Regions from separate parts of the Homo sapiens genome. Here region 1 is linked to region 2. Evidence: read pairs that join two places in POLR2A ChIA-PET (ENCODE). Cell type or tissue: endothelial cell of umbilical vein. All regions are shown on one strand.

The links. Peaks named below come from ENCODE experiments on the same cell type or tissue, not always from the same donor. Only the 100,000 strongest peaks of a DNase experiment are listed, where the experiment ranks them.
Region 1: POLR2A ChIA-PET joins it to region 2 with 5 read pairs; 2 of 35 experiments call an interaction of 5 or more read pairs at or near these places.

Annotation. Positions count from the first base shown.
Region 1 is chr14:59,193,811-59,196,310 of GRCh38, reverse strand. All of the region lies in intron 1 of DAAM1 (dishevelled associated activator of morphogenesis 1), which reads right to left. Among named protein-coding and RNA genes, the nearest start is that of DAAM1, 6.4 kb to the right of the region's middle. In endothelial cell of umbilical vein, no CTCF peak of the experiment used is centred here; no DNase peak of the experiment used is centred here.
Region 2 is chr14:58,081,245-58,083,744 of GRCh38, reverse strand. All of the region lies in intron 5 of ARMH4 (armadillo like helical domain containing 4), which reads left to right. Among named protein-coding and RNA genes, the nearest start is that of ARMH4, 70 kb to the left of the region's middle. In endothelial cell of umbilical vein, no CTCF peak of the experiment used is centred here; a DNase peak (open chromatin) is centred at 1,064; H3K27ac peaks cover 1,258 bases.

The sequences.
Region 1 (2,500 bases), 1.1 Mb before region 2:
GCTTAGGCACATATGAACAATCTATCTCATCTGGTGAATAATGTTGACCACCATCCTTTACTCTTCTTCTTGGGCACAAATATCCAGAACTTTATCTAAGAGTAAGTCCAGAAGTAGCACCCAAACACACATTGATGGCATCTGTCATTCTGCCAAGAAAGGAAAAAGATCAAGGCTATTGGCTTTGGCAAACTTTCAAGAAGCTGCCCCTAGTCCTGACCTAATCTTCACAGGAGGACAACTGTCAGAAGCATACGGTTCCTTAGCAAGCTGCTGGCAGTCTTGCCTCTCACTTACAGGGTTTTCCTACCAGTTCGCTTTAAAATATGGCACCTTTTTTTGCCCTTAGTAGTGATAGCTGTGCACTGATATGTCCACAATGTACAGTCTAGTCCCCAAAAGCATGATTAATTTAAAAAAAAAAAAGATACAGAAAAAATCTGACTAGAATTACAGGTACAGTTTGTGGCTCCAAAACAAGGCAAAGCTAACCCATGCCCTTGACCTGGTTTGTATGTCACTAACAAACTGAGCTAGCCAACAAGCCAGAATATAAGAACCTATCTCAGAAAATAAAAGATGGGCATCTGTATTACCCCAACAATGCCCAAAGCTAGGATCTGGGCTATCTACTCTTGTAAGCCTAAATTCAGGAAGTCTATCAGATAGGCAACATTTTCCAATCACACTGCAGGTATTTTTTTTAGACATAAAAATGACAAAGACCAGTTTAATAGGTGACCTTAATTGTGTGCCAGCAGAAATACAGGTAGCCTTAAAACCCCAATCCTGGTGTAATTTATAGAACAGAATAAACCCAGGTTATTACTAAAGGTGAATGACATACTTAAAAAGTATAACAAGATGAGGCCAGGCGCGGTGGCTCACGCCTGTAATCCCAGCTCTTTGGGAGGCCGAGGCAGGCGGATCACGAGATCAGGAGATTGAGACCATCCTGGCTAACACGGTGAAACCCCATCTCTACTAAAAATACAAAAAATTAGCTGGGCGTGGTGGTGGACACCTGTAGTCCCAGCTACTCAGGAGGCTGAGGCAGGAGAATGGCGTGAACCTGGGAGGCGGAGCTTGCAGTGAGCTGAGATCGCACCACTGCACTCCAGCCTGGGCGACAGAGCAAGATTGTCTCAAAAAAAAAAAAAAAAAAAAAAGTATAACAAGATGAATGATTAAGAAAAAAGAAAAACCTTCTGAAATCAATGTCTGTTCAAAAAATTTTATGATTGTGTAGCCTAATGGCTAACAAGCCTTTTGTTTTCATGTTTCCCTTCCTGGCAATATGCCGTTAAGGCATAGCTTTCCTATTATTTCCTTGTGTTTTAGTCAATTGTCTTCATTAAATATTGTCTAAGTGGCACAATATCTAGTTTTAAGCCAAAAGGAAAAGATCTATTGTAAGTCACGAAATCGCACCAACTGCATTGGAAATTGAACTTGCTTCCCTGGTTTTCCCCATTTAATTCACAACTGTGGCTATGGTTTAAAAGAATAGAAATTGTTTATTTGGCACCAAATTTGCTCCACTGTAAAAATAAATAAAAGTATCTCTTCTGAGGTGGGGGGAAAAAGTTTATTTTAATATCTAAGGCTATCCAATATTAGATTACATGTTTGACTACTGCTCAAGTGTTCATTATTTTCTTTTCAAAAGAGCTTTCACAATGTATGTTAAAAGACTACAGGGAAGAGGGAGGCTGAGAAATTATGGGCCCTCTTAACTCTCAACACAGGCTTCTGTGGCCCTGTTCAGGGTGAGAAGATCTTTTATCAGATGAGGGATTCAACCCAGTGAAAAGTTACCTCACTTAACAAATAAGGTCTAATGCTGGACAGGCTCCAAACAGATTTAGAGTTGTAATATAAGAGCATTTCCTTTTTCAAATAATTTGTCTATCGTTCATACAGCAAAGGAGAGCTCCAAAGTTTTATCATTTAAATACTCAAAAACAACATTTTTAATCTCACACAACATTTTCTGTTCCAGAAAATCAGGCTGTAAGAACCTGTGACATGAAGAAGTCATTTTACTCTCAATTAATCCAGGACTTACTGACCCAGCACTGTCTGAGAATTAAGAGACTCAAAGGAAGCTGTGATTACCCCAACTCGAGTTGCAGAGAAAAGAATAACGTGCCGGAAAGTCAGAAACCAGGCAACATCAGGATGTATAAAGAACTAGACTGCTTGAGTCCCTAACCTGGTCTGCCACTTACAGGCTGTGTGGCCTAAGCTAGGCAAGTTCTTTAACTTCTCTGTGCCTCAGTTTCCTCATCTAGAACATGGCAATAAAAGTATCTATCTTGTATAATTATGTGCAGTCAATGACGTAGCCCATGGAAAGTATTAGAAAGGGCTTGGCATGAGGTAGGCACCTCACATACAATATCGGTATCAAATTAGCTGTAAGTGTTGTGTGGTCAAGCTAAGTGCTTTAAGGAGGAAGGGCAGGGAAGGCTTCGTGGAAGCTGTGGCACCTGAGCTA
Region 2 (2,500 bases):
TGCTTGTTTAGAGAATTATTTGTTTTGCTATTTGTTATCTGTAATTTAAAGAGTTGTAAAATAGTTCAAAGGCAGTGACAGGTGCACAGTCCTAATGGAGTCAGATAATTCTTAGGGGTGCCAGCACTCCATTGAAAGGAGTTTGTTTGTTTGTTTGCCTTTGAGATGGAGTCTTGCTCTGTCGCCCAGGCTGGAGTGCAGCTGTGCAATCTCAGCTCACTGCAACCTCTGCCTCCCGAGTTCAAGCAATTCTCCTGCCTCAGCCTCCTGAGTAGCTGGGACTACAGGCACACGCCACCATGTCTGGCTAATATTTTTAATTTTTTAAGTAAAGATGGGGTTTTGCTATATTGGCCAAGCTGGTCTCAAACTCCTGGCCTCAAGTGATCTACCTGCCTTAGCCTCCCAAAGTGCTGGGATTACAGGCATGAGCTACCATGCCTGGCTGATACTTAATATCTTTCCATTATTCCAAAGGTTAAATTTTGAAAACATTTTTATAGTGAAAGAATAGCTTGCTAATGAAAAAAGTTGACTTATGGACTTTGGATAGGTGGGAATGTATCTGTCTGCAAATGCCAGTTGCTATAACAAACAACTCTAAAGTCTCAGTGGATTAATATATTGGTTCCTTGCCCTCTTCATAATCCACTGTCACTCAGTTATTCTTTCACCCATATCTCCATCATCTTCTTGGACCTATGCAACTTCACTGGATCCTCTGCAGCTAGCCAGGAGGCAGGAAAGAGAGAGAACTTAGGGAAGGCTACCTGGGACTCATCAGCCTAGAATGGCTTTATTTTTCTTCCATTTCAAATTATGTTAGTGAGAACTAGTCACATGACCCCAGCTGGATGGAGGAGGGGCAGGGGGTGATGGCAGTACATATCATTTACCTGAAGCAGCCTGGCTTGGTGAACACTTAGCATTTTCAGGGGTGGACTTTCTCAAGGAAGGCAAGCCCCAGAAAACTGGGAAAACTCCATTTGCTATTTATAAATTTTTGCTAGATCATGAGTGATTGAGCAGAACAATGTCTGCTCTCCAGGAGCTGATGAGTCATGGGGAAGAAAAATGTGTAATGCGAGGCAGGATGTGAAATATGCTGGGGAAGAAAAATGCTCTGAAAGTACCAAGTGGAGCCTTGTAAAGCATTACAGACAACATGCAGGGTGGCAGTTGAGAGGCTAGAATTTGGAGTCAGGAAGTCCTGAACTGAAGCCTTCACTTTGCTGCCATTGACCCTGGATGAGTTTTTAACTTCTCTGAGCTTCAATTTCCTTAGCTTGAAAAAGAGCATACTAATTATTCACTCATAGGATAGATCTATGTGTGCAAAGTGAAGCAAAAGCCCATTTATCTTTGGCCTTGAAGGTTAGGCAGATTTCAAAAGGCAGAAAGGGGCAAAGGAGCATTGTAAGAGAGGAGCAGGTGAGCCGCTGGAGCCTTGGTTCCTTTACCCACTACTTCCTCGAGCTTTTATATATTGGGAGTTCCCAAGATGACTGTATTTGAGGAAAAGGAATCCACTATCAAAAATAAATTTGAAAACCCAGAGTGTTCTTGGGAGTATTGCTGATTCATTGCTTTTTCCAACATGACCCAGTGGTTGTCAGCATAATCTTTGACTGACTGTTAAGTTTAACCAGTTTAGTGTGAGGAGATTTACAGTTATTGCCTGTCTTAGAGATGACACAAATAATTGATGAGAGTTTTTCACTTTTCAGATATTACTTTTTCAAGTTATAGGTAAGCTGTGGTATCCTGCCTATATTTTAGCATCTAAGGTTTTTTTTTTTCCCTTCCCAGGTTAATTATATATTTTAATTTTTGGAACATGTACGATCATTATGGGATGCTATTAAGAAAGAAAAAAATCCCAACATGACTACCTTAAAGGCATTTAGTTATAAAGGCTGTAGCATTAAGATATGAACTTGGCCAGGCGTGGTGGCTCACGCCTGTAATCCCAGCACTTTGGGAGACCGAGGCGGGCGGATCATGAGGTCAGGAGATTGAGACCATCCTGGCTAACTAACACGGTGAAACCCCATCTTCACTAAAAAATACAAAAAAATTAGCCAGGCGTGGTGGTGGGTGCCTGTAGTCCCAGCTACTTGGGAGGCTGAGGCAGGAGAATGGTGTGAACCTGGGAGGCGGAGCTTGCAGTGAGCCGAGATAGCACCACTGCACTCCAGCCCAGGTGACAGAGCGAGATTCCGTCTAAAAAAAAAAAAAAAGATATGAACTTAAAATTTGAGAGTGTTTTGTACTACTTAGTAGCCTCATACAAGCTTATATTTACAAGTTTATATTCAACTTCTCTGCACCATAATTGTTTTACTCATTTTGTACAAGCGAGCACAATCCTTTGGAGAAAGCAAGCACAGTGTTGACCATTAATGTGCACACAGATCCCCCTGGGGATCCTGATACAAGGTGCGTTCTGATTCAGTAGGTCTGGGTGGGGCCTGAGACGCTACGTTTGTTCAAGGCTGCC